Regions from separate parts of the Homo sapiens genome. Here region 1 is linked to region 2. A link is an interaction called in ENCODE POLR2A ChIA-PET data of the cell type or tissue named here. Cell type or tissue: OCI-LY7. All regions are shown on one strand. Each heading gives the region's core, and the rest is flanking DNA. Links, peaks and the distances in the headings are about the cores only. Region 1 has its middle 75 kb from the start of RALY. Region 2 overlaps RALY (RALY heterogeneous nuclear ribonucleoprotein).

Region 1 (9,763 bases), core at 3,730-6,229, 83 kb before region 2:
GTCCCCCTGGCCTCTTCTACTCTCCCACTCCAGCTATCCTGGTATCCGTGCTGTTGCTCAGACATGCCCAGATGCCCCACCTTGAAGCCAGTGACCTTGCGGCTTCCTTATCTTGAATGCTTATTCCTCAGGTTTTCCCATGGGCCACCTCCAGAAAAGGTGGCATCTCAAAGCTATCTCTGCGGAAGGGTCTTTGCTCCCCATCCTGTGGCCTGGTTTTATTTTCTTCACATCTTTCATCAACATGTGAAATTATCTTAGCTATTTATTATTTTTAAAATGTATTGGATCTCATTAAAATGCGTGCTTTAATTGAAGTATAATATTAAGTGTATAGCTCAATGACTTTTTTTTTTTTTGAGAAAGAGAGTTTTGATTCTGTTGCCCAGGCTGAGATGCAATAGTGCAATCTCGGCTCACTGCAACCTCTGCCTCCCAGGATCAAGTGATCATCCTGCCTCAGCCTCCGAAGTAGCTGGAATTACAAGCATGTGCCACCACGCCCGGCTAATTTTTTGTATTTAGTAGAGATGGGGTTTCACCATGTTGTCAGTCTGGTTTCGAACTCCTGACATCAGGTGATCCACCTGCCTTGGCCTCCCAAAGTGCTAGGATTACAGGCGTGAGCCACCGCACCTGGCCTCTATGACTTTTTACACATGTGTGCTTGTAACCGTTCCCCATATCTGGACATAGAAGGTTCCCAGACACCCCAGAAAGCTCCCTCATGTCTCTTCTTCTCAAAGGTAGCCACTATTCTAATTTCTATTTGGTTTCTGTCATAGATGAGTTTTGCCTGCCTTTGAGCTTCATGTAAGTGGAATCGTGTAATTTGGACACTTTTTGCCTAAATTCTTTCATTCATCATTGTCTGTGAGATACAGCCACATTTTTGCATGTGGATAAATGCAACAGCAGTTTGTTCTTTTTATATTGCTGTTGCATGGAGTACTGCATAGCAATACCCCATTGCACAGCAGTGTTCCATTGTGTCAGTATAACACAATTCATTTATTCATTCTTCTGCTGGCCGACCATGGGTTGCTTCTGACTGGTTGCTGTTGAATAACACCGCTGTGAACATTTTTACACGTCTTTCCATGGAGAGATGCACTCATTTATTTTGGATATATGCCTGAGAGTAGAATTGCTAGATCATCGAGTAGGCATATGTTTATCAGCTATTTATTCTTTTACTTGTTTATATTTTTTTCTCTTCCTGGACTGTAAGTTCCATGAAGGTAGGAAACAAACTTGTCTTGTTCACTATTGTATTCCCAGTGTGTAGCACAGTGCCCAGCACATAGTAGCTGCTTAATAAATATTTGTTAAGTAAATGAACAAACTTAAGCTACTATCAGCTCCAAGTAAGTTATGACAAAGAACCCAGGACTAGCTACAAATCCTCCTGACATTCGCCCTTCGCAAGCTGATATTTGAGAGCCCAGCTGACTCAGAAGGAGGCAGAGCTGCAGGTGCTGGGTTATTCAGCATCCTGTTATTCTTTGAAGTGGCTCCCCCTCCCTCTCTTGGCCTGCATTGTCACAGCTTGAAATATTCTTTTGATTATGAGAACATTTCCCATTAAGTGTGCATCTCCAGCTTCCCCCCACCCCCCAGTATTTATGAGCTCATAACTCCAGAATCTGTCACAATCAGTGCTGCAAAAGTGTATCTGAATGTAATGAAATAATTTGATGAGAAACGTGGCGGGGAGACAGTTGGAATTTTCTCCTGCCTTACAAACCATCCCCAGGGGACAGGTGTATATAAATCAACACCTCCCTTAATTAAGTAAAACATTTTAGGGAAAAAAACAAATTAATTACCACTTCATGGCACCACCCCAGCCGATTACCCAAATGGTTCACATTCCATAAACCTCACTTGAATTCAGAACTAATTATCACTCTTTTGGTTGGTTTATGCTTCCCAATCTACAAAGATCTGTATTAAAAGTGGGTAGTGTGGTATGGCTTTTTCACTTTACTTTCAGGATGATGTAAGCTGTCAAAAGAATCAAGAATTAAGTCTTAAAAAAAAAAAAGAGCTGAAAATGCAGGGAACGTAGAATGTGGAACATTCAGGGTAGGAAATAAACATCACCTTGGGGTGTTGCTGGGATGGTGGGGAGAAGCCTATAGAGTGCAGGATGTGTGGGGTCTTGTCCTGGCTGAGTCCCTGACTTGCTGTGAAATGTTGGGCATGAACTGGACGTCTCTGGTCTCTTATCTGGGGACCATTGTCCATTACCTGCCTGGCCCCCAGGGGGAGCCCTTGCCTCCTGCCATGTGGTCCCAACAGGGAGTGAGAATCCTGACATCTCTGAGCCTCCATTGTCCAGCCTGGCCTGATGTCTTTCCTAATTATCCTTCCTGCTGGCTCTGGCCTCCCCCTTGCCCTGTGGGCCCGATCAGTTCTCATCTTTGATCCTGCAGGGCCCCGTGGCCAGGGTAGCTGCTAATAGCTTCTCCTATTCCCAGTCCGTTCAGCTGCCTTCTGAGTGGTTCACTCCCCCAGTGGAGCAGGCTGCGCAGGCCTGGCCTTGGCTCTTTTGGACTATGTGTGGGAGTGGGAGTCTCAATGGCATCAAGCACAGTTGGCCTTGGTAGCCCCCTCCAGCTGTAAGCCTTGTAAGTCCAGAGTCCAGTGCTGGCTAAGCCAAGGCCTAACCTTCCCTTGTTTCTGCCACTTGCCCCACTTGAGTGGGTGTGTACATTGTAAGCGCTCAGTCAGTTCTCAGTCACTATCTGAATGTTAACGAAAGACATGGATAACCAGAAAGAAACAATCCAACTCTTTAAAACATTTTTAAGGCATGAATTGCACATAGTACAGTGCATAAGTTATACATGTACAACTCAGTGAATCTTTACTTTGTGTACACCTGTGTAATTCCAACCCAGGTCAAGACACAGGTCATTCCACCTCCCTAAAAGTTTCCCTTCCAGTCAACGCTCCTCAAAAATAACCATTATCCTGACTTCTATCACCATAGATTGGTTTTGTCTGTTCTTGCATTTCATATAAATGGAATCATCTGGTATCTAGCTTTCTGTGTCTGGCTTGTTTTGCCCATTCACTGAGTCTATGAGATTCATTCTTATTGCGGATAGCAGTAATTATTGAACTCTTTTTTAGACTGAAGTTTTAAAAAGTGATTACTTGAGCGATTACTGATTGTTGGTATCTAGCTTGACAGTATGTTGTCCTTTTAAAAAATAACCACATACCAAGATATTTGTGGGCCTAATACTGTCATTACCATATGTACAAAAAGAATAATTTAGCTCCTGTGAGCACTCGAGTACATTCAAATTCCAAATGGAGCAGGGATGAATTTGATTAGGAAGGTGTCTGACTACAGCCCTTCCCTCTTGAGAACCTTCCAGGGCGTTTTCTTATTGCATTAACTCCCATTTGCTGAGTGCTGTGGTTTGAATATTTGTCCCCTGCAAAACTCATGTTGAAATTTAATCACCAATGTGGCAATATTGAGAGGTAGGGCCTTTAAGAGGTGATTGGGTCATGAGGGCTCTGCCCTTATGAATGGATTAATCTATTCATGGATTCATAGGTTAGTGGATTACTGGATTATCATGGGAGTAAAACTGGTGGCTTTATAAGAAGAGGAAGAGAGGGATGAGCGTGGTGGCTTGCATCTGTAATCCCAGCACTTTGAGAGGCCGAGGATAGAGGATTGCTTGAGCCCAGGAGTTTGAGACCAGCCTGGGCAGCATAGTGAGACTTCATCTCTAATTTTTTTAAAAAAGAAGAAGAAGAAGAGGAAGAAAGACTTAAGCTAGCACGCTCAGCCCCCTCACCATGTGTGATGCCCTACACTGCCTTGGGACACTGAAGAGAGTCTCCACCAGCCAGAAGCTTCTCAGTAGATGCAAGCCCTTAACCTTGGGCTACTCAGCTTCCACACTTGTAAGAAGTCAATCCCTTTTCTTTGCAAATTACTCTGTTTCAAGTACTCTGTGATAAGCAAGAGAAAACGAACTAAGACATTGGGTTGCTAGAGAGGTTTAGTATCTTTTCTTAGGGTCATTTATTACCTGTGTAACAGGTAGGTCCTGCTGGGACCCTTTCTGAGGACTCCAGGGAGGGCATGAGGAAGTTGGAGCCTGCTCCCTCCAGGTCATGTGTGAGAGGGTGGGAATAATCTGGGTACACCCTGCAGGTTGTCTCCAAAAGGGTCAGTCACCCCCAAACCCAGGGAACATCAGTGCTGGGGCAGGTGGGGGAAGAATCAGGGTCCACTGTCTCTTGGGCTAGACCCAGGCAATGTCTGTCCCCATGGAACCCTCAGCCCTAATCCCTGCCTTCAGCCCTGAGAGCTTGTTAGCAAGAGGCTCTGATCCAGCAGGTCTGGGGTGGATCCAGGAATCTGATATTTTAAAGCTCCCCAAGTGATTCCAGGGAGTGGTCTGGAGCCAGACTGCTTGCATTTGAATTCCAGCTCTGCCTGTTATCACTGTGACCTCAGCCAAGTAACTTTGCTTCTCTTGCCTTCATTTCCTCATTCGTACAATGGGGATTATAATCGTGCTGGAAGAATAAAATGAATCAATGCATTTATGCTTGAAAAGCACTTAGAAGAGTTCCTGGCACAGAGTAAGCACTCAAAAAGAGTTGGCCACCACCGCCATCATCATCATCATCACCATCCACGGCAGCACCAATGCTTTACCAACGCTTTCACTTTACACACTGAAACTGAGAACCACAGAGGGGTGTGGACATATCCAGAGTCACACAGCAAGACACAGGTGGTACAGGGACCAGAAGCCCAGCTCCCTTTCCCCTTGGGATTGTGTTCTCTCACCCACGTGGCTGGCTAGCCATCCTGCCCAATGTCCCAGTCACATGCTGGGGGACAGGGTGGGGAAGATAGTCTACAGAGTGGGGACTTTCTGAAGGATTATATTAGGTTGGTGCAAAAGTAATCACAGTTTTTGTTTTTGCCATTACTTTTAATGGCAAAAACTGTGATTACTTTTGCACCAACCTAATAGAACTGGAAGTGTTGGCATTTGCCTTTCGCCCACCATAGCAATTCTCTATCCTCCTCCTCACCCTTGAAGGGACCAGCCAGGCCCTCTTTCCCACTTTTGGAGTAAGAGGACGGGAATGACTTGAGTCACCTCTAGATTTCTAAAGTTAGGACAAATATCATATCGCCAATGATCAAATACCACCAATTCTACCTCCACAATGTCTTTTGTATCCAAGACCTCTGCCATACCTGAGGCCTGGCCGCCATCATCGCATGCACCTGGGCGGCTGCACCAGCCCCTCCCTGGCCTCCCTGCTGCCAATCTGGCTGCTTCAATTCACTCTACATACCACCCTCCTCACCACCCCTTGGAGGGATTGTTTAAACCCCCACCCCCCCTGCTATGTATGAGTGGATAAAAATGTGATATCTACATACAATGGAACATTATTCAGCCTTTTATTTTATTTTATTTTATTTTATTTTATTTTATTTTATTTGAGGCAGGGTCTTACTCTGACACCCAGGCTGGAGTGCAGTGGCATGATCCCAGCTCATTATAGCCTCAACCTCCTGGGCTGAGGTGGTCCTCCCACCTCAGCCTCCCGAGTAGCTGGGACTACAGGCATGCACCACCAAGCCCAACTAATTTTTTTTTTGTATTTTTTTGTAGAGACAGGGTTTTACCATATTGCTTAGGCTGGTCTCGAACTCCTGGGCTCAAGAAATCCTCCTAAAGTGCTGGAATTATAGGCATGAGCCCTCACACCTGGCCTCCTTTTTTTTTTTTTTTTTTAGTCAGGGTCTCACTCTGGCACCCAGACTGGTGTATAGTGGTGCAATCATAGCTCACTGCAGCCTCGACCTCCTGGGTTCAAATGATCCCCCCACCTCAGCCTCCCAAGTAGCTGGCACCACAGGTATGCACCACCACACCCAGCTAATTTTTTACTTTTTTGTAGAGATGGGGGTCTCACTATGTTGCCTAGGCTTGTCTCAAGCTCGAGACCTCAAATGATCCTTCTGCCTCAGCTTCCCAAAGTGCTAGGATTATAGGTGTGAGCTCATGCCTGACTATTCAGCCTGTAAAAAGAAAGAAATCCTGTCTTATGCCACAAGATGGATGAACCTTGAGGATATCACGCTAAGTGAATAAGCCAGCCACCTACATGAGGGACCTAAAGTAGTCGAACTCCTAGAAACAGAAAACAGAATGGTGGCTGCCCAGGACAGGGGAAACGGGAAGTTGTTCAAGGGGGAGAGAGTTTTAGTTTCGCAAGATGAAAAAGTTGTAGAGATCTGTTGCGCAAAAAGGTAAATACACTTAATGCTACTGAACCATACACTAAAAAATGGTTAAGATGGTAAATTTTATATGTTTTTTTCTTTTCTATTTTTTTTTTTTTTTTGCATTTTTAGCAGAGGTGAGGTTTCACCATGTTGGTCAGGCTGTCTTGAACTCCTGACCTCAGGTGATCCACCTGCCTTGGCCTCCCAAAGTTCTGCGATTACAGATGTAAGCCACCATGCCCAGCCTGTTTTTTTTTTTTTGTTGTTGTTGTTGTTTGTTTGTTTGTTTTTTGAGACAGAGTCTGGCTCTGTCACCCTGGCTGGAGTGCAGTCACAGGATCTTGGCTCACTGCAACCTCCACCTCCCAGGTGCAAGCGATTCTCATGCCTCAGCCTACCCAGTAGCTGGTATTACAGGCGTGCACCACCACGCCCGGCTAATTTTTTATATTTTTGGTATAGATGGGGTTTTGCCATGTTGGCCAGACTGGTCTCAAACTCCTGACCTCAGGTGATCCGCCCGCCTCAGCCTCCCAAAGTTCTGGGATTACAGGTGTGAGCCACTGTGCCCGGCCTGTTATATGTTTTTTACCACAATTAAAAAAAAAAAAAAACACCTCCAAGTCTCCCCATCACCTTTAGGGCGAACCCAGATCCCTTGCCTAGCTTTGGAGACCTTCTGCACTGTTGCCACCCTCCCACCAGGCACTTCAAGCTACCATGTCCTCAGCCCACAGAGCTCTTCAGCTTTTCCCCGACACGGCTCACATTTGCTCACCAGTGAGTTTCTCCCTGACAGCTTTCCATCTGGAATGTTCTTCCCTCAGCTTGTCAACCTTTTGAAATCCTCATTATCCTTCAAGAACCAGCTCAAATATATCCTCCTCTGTGAAACCTTCTTTTAACCCTCTCCTTCAGGAAGAATTAATGCCCAGAGTGTGTGCCCCTGCTTTTTTTTTCTTTTTGAGACAGGGTCTCACTCTGTTGCCCAGGCTGGAGGGCAGTGGTGTGATCACGGCTCACTGCAGCCTCAATCTCCAGGGCTCAAGTGATTCTCCCACCTCAGCTTCCCCAGAAGCTGGGACTACAGGAGTGCACCATCATGCTCGGCACATTTTTGTAAATTTTTTGGTATAGATGGGGCTTTGCCATGGTGTCCAGGCTGGTCTCAAACTCCTGGGCTCAAGAGATCTGTCCACCTCTGTCTCCCAAAGTGCTGGGATTATATGTATGAGCCATTGTGTCTGGCCCCCCGTACCTTTTTTTTTTTTGAGACGGAGTCTCGCTCTGTCTCCAGGCTGCAGTGCAGTGGCGATCTTGGCTCACTGCACCCTCTGACTCCCGAGTTCAAGCGATTCTCCTGCCTCAGCCCCGCAAGTAGCTGGGACTATAGGCGCGCAGCACCACACCCAGCTAATTTTTGTATTTTTAGTAGAGACAGGGTTTCACCATGTTGGCCATGATGGTCTCGATCTCTTGACCTCATGATCTAGCCACCACGGCCTTCCAAAGTGCTGGTATTATAGGCGTGAGCCACTGCGCCCAGCCCCTATAACTGTTCACATCACCACCACCACCACCACCACTGCCTCAGCTACCATTGAATGGGGGCTTTCTACACACTGAGTACCAGGCCAAACAAGCTGTATGCATCAGTGGCTCAGTTAATCTTCATGAAAACCCACACCGTCCTCATTTTACAGACGAGAAAACTGAGACTCAGATAGGGAATGTATCATGCCCAAGATCACACAGCTAGTAAGTTGTGGCACTGAGACTTAAATCTTCCTAATTCCAGAGAAAAGCATCTGACAACTCAGTTCTGCTCCCCCACACACCTGAGTAATTGCCTTGTCCGTATAATTATTTGTTTTTCTGCCTGCCCAATTAGGGGAGGGCTGTGCCTTAACCCTTCTGGCTCTGATGCCCCATGCCTGGCCCAGGGCCTGGCACAAAGCAGATGCTCATTTTGTGGGAGTTGTTTTGGACACCTTGGAGTAAATCAGTGCCAGTGCTAGCTCCTCTAATTTCACCACTTCTATTAACCCTCCAGGAATTGGCAGGTTGGTGATCACAAAAGAAACATTCCCCAGCCGATCAATAAATAATAATGTTGGAGAATTTAAAATAAGAATCTGGATTATTAAAGTTACAAATCTTTGGTCTTTATACCTTTAATAAAACATGCGTCTATTAATAATGAATACTGGTTCTGGCCTGCTTAGGCTGAAAGGGAGAAAAAATGACCAGTGAAAAGATGCTAATATTTTTTCTCCTTACTTGTTTTGGCTGCCAAGATGCTGCATCCCTGACAAATGGCTCATCATTTAAAAAGGTTTAAAAAGTTTAACTGCACGAAAGGGAAATTGAAGATGGGTTGTTCAGCCTTGTGGGCCCTCAGTGAGGAGAGATTGTTTCTTCTTGAGACATTCTCTCTCTGGTTTTGGTGGGCCCACCTTCTGCTGGTCCTTCTCCTTGACCTCTGGTTGTCTTTCTCAGGCTCCTCATTTTTTGGTCAAACTCTATCCTGGGTTCCCTCCCCTTCCCTCCCTTTCTCTCCCTTCCCCTCCCCTTCCCTTTCCACTTAACTCCCTTACCCTGAGTGACCTCATCCACTTCTGTGACCACCAGTCATCATCTTTTGCACGAAGGAAGTCACTCAGTAGGAGAGATGATCAGAGCGGTAAACAGGGGGTCAGACCATTTGGGGCCTTATAGGCCAGGGTGAACTTTGGCTTTAACTCCAAGAATCCTGGTGCCACTGGAGGCACAGAGGATGGCATGAAACAAATCTCTTTGGAGGCTGTCATTAAAATAGACTAAAGGGTGACAAGGGCAGAATTAGGAAAACCAGTTAGGAGAATATTGCCGTAATCCAGGCAAGAGGTGATGGTAGTTTGGAATAGAGTGGAAGCAGTGAGGAGCTGAGGTTGGATACAGGATATATTTTATTTTTTTAAATTTTAATAGAGACAGAATCTCACTCTGTCACTCAGGCTGGAGTGCAGTGGCACGATCCTGGCTCACTGCAGCCTTGAACTCCTGGGCTCAAGTGATCCTCCCACCTCAGCCTCCCCAGTAGTTGGGACTACAAGTATGTGCCACCGTCCCCAGCTCCAGGATATATTTTAAAGGTAGAGGTGATAGGATTTGCTGAGGGATTGGAGTGGGGTGTGAAAAAAAAAAGGGAGAGGGTTGTCTCCAGGGTTTTTGGTCTGAGCAACTAAAAGATGAGTGTTTTCATTTTCTGAGATGAGGAGGCCTGTGGGTAGAGAAGCTTTGATGATAAGGAGTTGAGTCTTGGATGTGTGTTGTCTGAGATACCTGTTGGATATCTAAGAAGAGACATCAGATTGACAATTGGACATATGGGTCTAGAGTTCAGGAGAAAGGTCCAGGTTAGAGGTATAAATTTAGGCATCATGATCATAGATGTGGTATTTAAAGTCATGAAGCTAGATGAGATTGCCA
Region 2 (9,763 bases), core at 3,957-6,456:
CACCCCTTTCTGTGCCTTATGGTTAGTATTAAGAGGAGGCCAGGTTTAAGCACAGGTGTACTAGTTCTCGTAAGTCACCACTTCGGTTTTATGTGTTTATGGCTTATATACTCTTCCATAACCATTATCTGATTTAATTTCTAATCCATTTCTGTGAGGTAGTTTGCAGAGCTTGGTTTATGTCTCTTTTTTTACTGTGAGGGAATGGAGACACAGCATAGCACTTGCCTTAGATGACAGAATGAGTAAGTAGTGAGGACAAGACACCTCTCTGGAGCAGAGGATTTGATTTGACATCATAAACTGAGCCACTCATTGTGGCTCTCTGAGCCTCAGTTTCCTTATCTGTAAACTCATAGGGTTGTTGTGGGGATTGTTAAGAAAATGGCTATGAAAGTGCTTTATAGTGGTAGTAATAATAGCTAAATTTATTAAGTACTTAACGTGTACCACCAGTCAATGGACTGAGGACTTTATGGACTATATTACTAATTCTTAGAGCAACCTATGAATTAAGTACTATTATTATCCCTGTTTTATAGAAGAAACAGGCTTAGAGAGGTTACATTACCTGCCTCAGGGTCATGTAACTGGTAAGTGGCCATGGCAGTATTCAGACTGCAGACAGTATAACCTTAAAGCTGGCATGCTTTTTTTAAAAAAAAAATTGTGGTAAAATATATATAACATAAAATTTACCATTTAACCGTTTCAAAGTGTACATTTATGTGACATTAAATACATTCGCATGGTTATGCAACCATCATCACTGTCCATTATCTTCCCCAACTGAAATTCTGTACCCATTAAACTAACTCCCCCTTCCCTCCTCCCTCCAGCCCCTGAAAACTATCGTTCTACTTTCTGTGAATTTGACTACTCTAGGAACCTCATGTAAGTGGAATCATGCAATATTTGTCCTTTTGTGCCTGCAAAGCTGGCACACTTAGTGTCTTCTTTAGTCTCAGAGTGCATTGTAAATGCAAAATTATTAGTCCTCACCTGCAGCAGAGATGTGGCATGCAGCTCCAGGGCAGGAACCCAGGCCTCTCTGAGTAAGACCTACTTTTCTCCCCCTTAGGTTGATGTTCTGTATCACTGAAGCCTGTTTTGAATCTCTGCTGGCCCCCCAGTATCTGCAGAAGAGACCTTATACCCTGTTTTTTTTGGAGACGGAGTCTCACTCCGTCGCCCAGGCTGGATTGCGGTGGCACGATCTTGGCTCCCTGCAACCTCAACCTCCTGGGTTCAAGGGATCTCTTGCCTCAGCCTCCCGAGTAGCTGGGACTACAGGCATGCACCATCACGCCTGGGTAATTTTTGTATTTTTAGTACAGATAGGGTTTCACCACGTTGGCCAGGCTGGCTTCGAACTCCTGAACCTCAGGTGATCCTCCTGTCTTGGCCTTCCAAAGTGCTGGGATTACAGGCATGAGCCACCACGCCAGGCTATTACACCCTTAAAATAGAACCGAGATAACTCCCCACCCTCACCTTGTTTGCACCTGCCCTTCTGACAGTCCAGGGTTTGGGGATATTGGGCTGCAGTTATCAGGAATAACAGTGCAGTGACAGCAGCTTGGATCAAAACTACTCAGAATGATTAAGTAGATCACCTTTATGAAATGTTCCCTCTTTCTTCCCCCTTTTTCCATAGAGGCACACAGGAGGGATTAGCTTTTGGGTTCTTGGAGGATGTTTATGGATACTCACTGCTTGCAGTTGGTTAAGATGGAGTTAGATGCTGCATATAGCCTTTCAAAATGCCCTTTGACCGTTTTCTGTGTTGGTCCATTTAGGGGAGTGGGCTCTTCATGTTTATGAAGATGGTTGGAATATTGTCCTGATAACAACTGGGGGTTGGGAGAGGCAGTGTCTCAGAGATGGTTAATAGGGTAACAAACACATGATCATGTGTCTGGTCATGTCACACTCTCCTTAAAAATCTGATGGCCCCAACATTGCCTGCATATTAAAGTTCAAACAAATATGACCCATGAGGTCAGTGTGTTGAATTTATTGAATAGAATCTTGTAGTTGAGGGACCTTACAGTCATTTAGACCAGCCACCTGGCTGACATTTGAGTTGGTTACTTGTTGAGATTGTCTTTCTTTGGATACCTCATTTTTGGAAAGTTTTTCATTCACTGAAGAATTAATGAGCCTCTGTTAGACCTGGTGCTACGCTTAGGGATTTGGGTTTGTATAGCGTAGTGGGAAAGATAGGCAAGGAAACAGGCAGTGTGAGAAGTGTTGTCACAGGGACAGACACCAGGAGAGCACAGAAAAATGATGCCTAACCCAGCATTGGAAGGTCAGGGAAGGCTTTTTAGGAGGAGAAGTTGGTTAAGCCTAGCCCTCAAGAGAACAGACATAAGCCAGGAAAAGAAGAGATCTGGGGAGTCAGGGAAGAGGCAGAGATAAGACTGTTCTAGGTAGAAGGAACAGTAAGTTCAGAAATGGTGATAATAGGTTAAGACCATCCCGAAAGTACGTACTGTTACTATTCCCATTCTGTAGTTGAAGGAAACGGGCCAAGAGAGCTAAACAAATTTCTCAGGATTCTTGGGTGGAGCATAATGCTTGAGGTGGGTGGATATGGCCAGACAGGAGACTTTCAAGGTAGGCAGAGCAGAGGCCAAGTCAGGAAAGGGCCTTCTTGCCTGTGTTGAGGAGTTTGGACTTCATCCGGAGGTGAGGGGGCCATGATTCAATGTGCATTTTGGAAGGATATCTCTGGCTGCCTGTTCAGGAGCGGACTGGAGAGCTAGAACACTGTGGGCAGAGAGACCAGTTAGGAGGTTGGCAAGAGGTGATGGTGTTTCAAATGAAGGTTGTGGGAGAGCGTGTGCAAGAGTGTGTGCAGAAAAAAGATGGAATTGCTGGGCGTGGTGGCTCACGTTTGTAGTCCTAGCACTTTGGGAGGCTGAGGTGGGTGGATCACCTGAGGTCAGGAGTTTGAGACTAGCCTGGCCAACGTGGTGAAACCCCGTCTCTACTAAAAATAAAAAAAAAATTAGTCGGGTGTGGTGGCAGGCACCTGTAATCCCAGCTATGTGGGAGGCTAAGGCAGGAGAATCACTTGAACCTGGGAGGTGGAGGTTGCAGTGAGCTGAGATCGAACCACTGCACTCCAGCCTGGGTGTGAGACTCCATCTCAAAAAAAAAAAAAAAAAAGGAAAGAAAAAAGGTGGAATTGAGTGATGAGACAAAGATTATTGGTGTGGAGGGTAAGGAAGGAATCGGGATGACATCTGGTTTCTACCTGGTGCAGTTTTGTAAATGGGTGCTGTTTATTGAGGTGAGGACACAGGAGAAGAAGGAGCACGTAAGGGAGGGGGTAGGGTTTCTTATGCAGGGTCTCCTTACATATGCTTTCACTTACCTCTGGTTATGGATTCTAGTTCTTTGTGTCAGGTCTGAAAGGGAGAGAGTGAGAGTATGGCACAACTGGTCATGTTCCTGGCTAAACTGGATGATGCAAACATTAGTTTAGGAAGAGAGGAGATATTCAATCCTAGACATCCGGGTGTGGCACAGCCTGGAAACTGCTTACGTTAAGCCAAGAAAAGTTTACATTTTATCCAGGCTACATCCTTTGGCACTGGTCTTTTCGTGTACTAGTGTATTCCTAAGTCCCTCTCTAAGCCGAAGCCACTTCTCTGCTTACTCTCTGCTAGGCACTGGGAAAACAAAGATAAGTAAAACGTATCCTAAGGAGCTCATGATCCAGAAGGGCAGAAGTCTCAGTAGCTTGGATACAGCGGTGGCCTGGGGAGAGGGTGGATGGGGCAGGGCAGGGTAGGACAGGATGGAGAGGGACCCGGAAGGGTTTCTATTAGGGATAGGAGTCAGGAGACCCCACTGTGTGCTCCAGTCTTTTTCTCGGGTGGCACGTGTCTAGGTTTATTCATCTGAATAATGACTAGATGACCCATAAGGTCCCTTCTAGCAATTACATTTTATGATTCTAGGTGGTGGTTTAGATAATATATCTCTAGGAGAGGTATTTCTTTCTTCTTCTCCCCCTTCTTAGTTTGGCATTGGTGAGGGGATATAGTAGGGGTGGAGATAGCAAGGTTTTCACTTGAGTGTCTTGGTCTTATTCAATTTTGGCTTCATGTCTATATAGCTGGAAGGGAGAAAATGACAGCCGTAATGTTAACCTGCTTGTCCTACAACTTCCCCCTGGGTACTGTAAGGAAATTGTGCTCAGGGTGCAGCTCACAGACCCTTAGGAATAGAGACAGAGTGCAGTGGAATAAATAGGAAGTCTTGTCACTAGCCTGAGCATCGTTTGGTCAGTGTGTGGGCTGGACTAAGGTCCTTTCTTTTTATAGCCCTGTTTCCTCATAAAATCATCTGGGGGGGTCCCTGAAATTCTATAAAGGCCCAAAGAGTGGGGGTGGGGAGGTAGGGACAGAAAAAGGGTTGGAGGTCCCTGTCTCTCTCACTTCTCCCCTCTCTTCGAACGAATAAGTAGAAGCAGGTATCTGGCCAAGTATTAATGTTGGTCATCTTTTGTTTCCACAGCCTTGCCTTATTTCCTCAGTGTTAGTGTCTTCTGTCATTTCATAATGGCTTTCATGGTAATCAATGTCCTGTACCTCCTGGGAGGAAGGAAGGAAAGATGGGATATTGTCCCTGGGCTCTAGTCTCCATCTCCAGAAGAGCCATTTAAGACATCCACTGCCCCCTGTTCTCTATTCTGGGGTTGGGGTAGGGGGTTGTGGCTGAATACTTGGGTTTCTTAGAGGGTACATACTTGAGTTTCCTAGGGAGTGCTCTACTAACTAAAGTGCAAATCTGGCTATCTTCCCAACACACCAATGAGTTTGACTGGGGAAAATAGCAGTCAGTGGGCTTTTGTTGCTTGCCAAACCCATGTTAATTGTAATTATCTAATATTCTGTGGGATCTCTGTCTTCCTGTCTGTGAAACAAGGGAATTGGACTAGATAATCTTGAGTGATATTTCTACCTTTTTACAGTTTTGTGGAAGTGGCTTGAGAATTTATCTCTGGAAGGAGAAAGGGCTTTGCTAAAGTATTGAGAGTATCTCAGAGGGTTAAATTCTGGGTTCACAAAAGATACCTTTCAGTATATAAACAGATGGATATTGCTTTTTAGAGTGGACAGATTGCTGAAAAATTGCTTGTGAGATGAATTTATCAAATTGTATGCTGAGTTCCATTATAAACTTGGAGCTGTAGCCTCATGGGACAAACTTGGAGTCCAAGACTATAAAAAAATTACATTAAAATATGTAGCAAACTGTTTAAAATCACATAATAAAGGAAAAATAAAAAACATTTTAAGATTTTCACACAATGGTAATAATGGAAAAACACTAGACCAGAAACTTGCATTTCCTAAGAGCTTTAGCTTATGGAGTAGATGCCTCTACTGAGGTTACCTGGCCCTTGAAGTGCCATCTGTAGAGACTGAATAGCTCTGTTATTTGTCAAGGTAAGACTCATTGCTTTATTCCAAGTAAATATTCTCTTTTAGAATGCCAGGTTTGGAAGCTTAATGTTATTGGCCAGATTTTCTTCATTCCAGAGGCATTTATCTGGTATTTAGCTGTCTCCTGTTTATTTTATTAAGGATTTTAATAAGCTTAGTTAACGGTACTGCTTACATGGTGTCTCTTGATCTATTTGTCTAGTTTCCTTTGAAATTCTTTGTGTTAGTGAAAGCAAGCCCAGCAGTAGATTTAAAAGGGTCATTTCCATAACTTCATTTATCTAGATTTGGGTTTTTTTGGTAAGAGATATGACCACACTATACTGAGAAATCGAATGTTGTTTCCTTTTTTTTTGAGACGGAGTCTCGCTCTGTTGCTCAGGCTGGAGTGCAGTGGCATGATCTCCGCTCACTGCAAGCTCTGCCTCCCGGGTTCATGCCATTCTCCTGCCTCAGCCTCCTGAGTAGCTGGGACTGCAGGTGCCCACCACCACGCCCGGCTAATTTTTTTGTATTTTTAGTAGAGACGGGGTTTCACAGTGTTCGCCAGGATGGTCTCGATCTCCTGACCTGGTGATCTGCCCACCTCGGCCTCTCAAAGTGCTGGGATTACAGGCGTGAGCAGCCGCGCCTGACCACGTCGTTTCCTTTTTACCTGAAGCATTAATTTAAGGCTTTGGAATTTTGTTTTTGCGGATACCTGTAAGGTGGTACTGAGGAATGGTGCTGCTGCCAAAGTAATAATGAGGGCTGTGCGTGAATCAGTTGAGCACAAGAATAACTTCTCTTCAGACTTTAAAGATTCACCCTAATTGATTCTTACACCAATTAAAATCAACCCTTACTAAAATTAGGGTTCAGAGGAAGTTACTTAGTTGCCGTGGCATGATTATTTATGCTTGGGAGTCCCAACAGCCTTCCATCCCTAATCTCAACCATTCGTTCCAGGAATTTGGAGTACCTCCTATATGTTCTTCTTATGGAAAACATAAAAACCAACAAGACATAATTCCTGTCCACAAATTACTTTCAGTCTTGAGAGGAAGACAGATAAGTAAAGCAAATCCAGCCTGCCGCCCTGGCTCATATATTTGGATTGAGGGTTCAAACGGAAAATAACATAATTGGTGGCTGTATCAGTAGACAAGGAGACCAGTTTGATAATCTGACTTCCAGTGTGTAGACTTTATTTTTTTGGCATTCCCTTCTCTCCCTTCTGTTTTTTACAGATATTTATCCTCTGTTGCTAAGGTGTCCAACACCCAGTGTGTAAAGTCAAGAATATTAGAGTAGGGGACAACATTTCCTTTCAGGTTTAGGTGTCCAGATATCTGCATCTGGACACCCACACAGTTCTCTGGCTGGCTTCAGGAAGATTTGGTATTGTCTCGCTTCTTATGTAGAAATGAAGAAAATTAAGTTTCATGTTGAATTATTTTAAGTTTTATTATGCTCTATTTTGAAATAAAATAGCTCTATTTTGTATGCAGGTGGAATTATCTGAGGTGTGGTTTCTGGCATTTGATCAGTCTGTGATTTGATAATTGTGTTTATATTGTAGTTCGTGAAGCCCATTGCCACTGCCAGCCGCCTTTGAACACTTTGCAGCAAGGAGCCCTAGTAAATGGAAATGGTGGGCACATTGAGGCTCTCCTGGTTTTGAAGGGCTCTTCCCTCTTTCCTACCCTTCAGAGAGAAATATTACTTGGGATGCTGTGTTGTGCTCCCGATTTCTTCCAACAATTTAGCATTGCCTGTGGGGTCTGGAATAATAAGGCCATGTAAACTGGAGATGTCATCTTCTCTCTCTTTGAAGTTCCATTTTCTCATCTGTGAAGTGGGGTTAACACTCCATATCTTGCCTTCCTCACAATGGTATTGTGAGGAGCAAATTAGAACGTTGTAAAATCACATGAGACAATTTATATGTGAAGAATCCATCAGTCATTTGTCAGTGGTAATAGGTAAGTGGCAGAATTTTCCTTAAGAGGGGAGATCGATCTCTTTGTAGGGAGCAGGGAGAGTGATCTCAGCTGGTCTCTGGGATTGGGAAAAAGTGTGATGAAAGCATCTGGACAGGGGCAATGATGGAGCAAAAGACTGGAGGTGAACTGTTCAGCGGGAACAGTGAGTAAGTGTTCTCTAACCTCATACTGTAAGTCCTAGGTTAGGCATATGTTTACCTTTGGTAAATATGCCAAACAGTTTTTTTTTTTTTTTTTTTTTTTGAGACGGAGTCTCGCTCTGTCGCCCAGGCTGGAGTGCAGTGGCGGGATCTCGGCTCACTGCAAGCTCCGCCTCCCGGGTTCACGCCATTCTCCTGCCTCAGCCTCCCAAGTAGCTGGGACTACAGGCGCCCGCCACTACGCCTGGCTAATTTTTTGTATTTTTAGTAGAGACAGGGTTTCACCGTTTTAGCCGGGATGGTCTCGATCTCCTGACCTCGTGATCCGCCCGCCTCCGCCTCCCAAAGTGCTGGGATTACAGGCGTGAGCCACCGTGCCCGGCCTCCAAACAGTTTTAAAAGGTCTACCAGGTTACATGGTTAGTGATGAGAAAATTGCTGTTGTTCTGTGTTGTTGTAAATACTTGGCATTGTCTATCTTTTTCATTTGAAGCCATTCTGGTTAGTAGTTATAGATATGAATTTTAAGAACCATACTATGAATTCTCACATAGCAAGTACCATAAAGGGGTACAATGATTGGGAAGTTCAGAAGGGGAAGAGATTGCTTCCTTTGTACATGGAGGAGGGGCAGAGGGGGAGTTCCCAAGGAACATTTGTGGACCAGTGAGTATTTGTGCTGGACTTTGTAGGATAAGGATAATGACCATCTGTTGTCCAGGACCATTTTAATTTCTAATATTCTGTCTGGTTGTACTTACAGATTATGAAATACCAATCAATATTGCCATGTCTGTACCTTATCTCCCATACTATGCAGAAGCAACACCCAGTTATCTTTTCTCAACCGATGTGCTTCCCTTCCCCCCTTTTCCAGAAAGAATGGTCACAGGTGATTAGGCTGCAGAGATGGAGAACATTCTGTGCAATGGGAACAACTTGAGTAGAGGCACAGATGAATGACTAGACCGAGTAGTATCCATATTCCTGCTAATGAGCAGGTGGTGGAAGTGTCCCACACTTTGGAGATGGGTGATACCTTCTCATAGCCTCTCAGAGCAGAACAAGGTCATGTCGTTATGAAGCCAATTTGTATTTAAACTGGATAAAAGGATGAGAATGAGCTCTTTGCTTATACTTACATCATTTCAAGAAAGAAATTAATCCAGTAAACAGTCATACCTGAAGTATATCAAAAGAGAGTTTTTCTTCTTAAAATGGTTGGGGAGGGAATACTAAAACCTAAAGAACTTAGTCTCTCAGAGCTCATCTATTAGTTGTATATTTGCTCAGGGAAAAATTGCCATTTCTTTGTCAGCTTTTATCCTGCCGGTGGACCCTAGCTGGGTGTTTATTTTGTGTAGTTTTACCAAATCACTTTGAAGGTTGGCATGAACATTGATCATGTCTTAGAGCCTTTCCTCTTTGTTCTGTCAGCAAATATTAGAAAATGTACCTTAAATTACCTGGTTGGGGAAAATAGGGTGGCCCTGCCTCCTTCCAGAGAGCAGCATTTTCATGTTAAACATTAGTCAGCTTCTGATCCTGTGTCAGGTCGCGGGGTGTTTGTCAAGATAGACAGGGTGCTAGAGATGCCACTAGGGACATTCACTAGAGAATTTCTAGGCCCCCTCTCGAGGAGACTAGTCGAGTAGTTGATTTAAAAATCTGATGGGCTGGGTGCAGTGGCTCATGGCCTGTAATCCTGACACTTTGGGAGGCTGAGGCAGGCAGATCATGAGGTCAGGAGATCGAGACCATCCTGACGGAGTAGTGAAACCCCGTCTCTACTAAAAATAGCAAAATTAGCTGGGCGTGGTGGCGCGTGCCTGTAATCCCAGCTACTGGGGAGGCTGAAGCAGGAGAATCACTTGAACCAGGGAGTTGGAGGTTGTAATGAGCCAAGATCGTGCCACTGCGCTCCAGCCTGGTGACAGAGTGAGACTCTTTCTCAAAAAAAAAAAAAATCTGACCTGGGTTTTAAATGTTAACACAGCCTTGCATATTAGTGATATTGAGTGTCCACTGTGTTGAGATATCATACTTGGTACCTTTTGTTTATACTAATAGAGCTAATATTTACTGAAGGTTACTATGTGCGAAGCCTTTTATACATATAAAATATTATTTCATTCTCACCTCAACCCTAAGAAGTAGGTTGTATTGATCGTGA

What was found. Peaks named below come from ENCODE experiments on the same cell type or tissue, not always from the same donor. Only the 100,000 strongest peaks of a DNase experiment are listed, where the experiment ranks them.
Region 1: POLR2A ChIA-PET joins it to region 2 with 10 read pairs; 14 of 35 experiments call an interaction of 5 or more read pairs at or near these places.

Annotation. Positions count from the first base shown.
Region 1 is chr20:33,913,593-33,923,355 of GRCh38, forward strand. No RefSeq gene overlaps it. Among named protein-coding and RNA genes, the nearest start is that of RALY, 75 kb to the right of the region's middle. RefSeq lists a silencer at 6,506-6,705. In OCI-LY7, for the core only: no CTCF peak of the experiment used is centred there; a DNase peak (open chromatin) is centred at 4,759; H3K4me3 peaks cover 903 bases; H3K27ac peaks cover 1,192 bases.
Region 2 is chr20:33,995,965-34,005,727 of GRCh38, forward strand. All of the region lies in intron 1 of RALY (RALY heterogeneous nuclear ribonucleoprotein), which reads left to right. Among named protein-coding and RNA genes, the nearest start is that of RALY-AS1, 6.5 kb to the left of the region's middle. RefSeq lists an enhancer at 2,827-3,327. In OCI-LY7, for the core only: no CTCF peak of the experiment used is centred there; no DNase peak of the experiment used is centred there.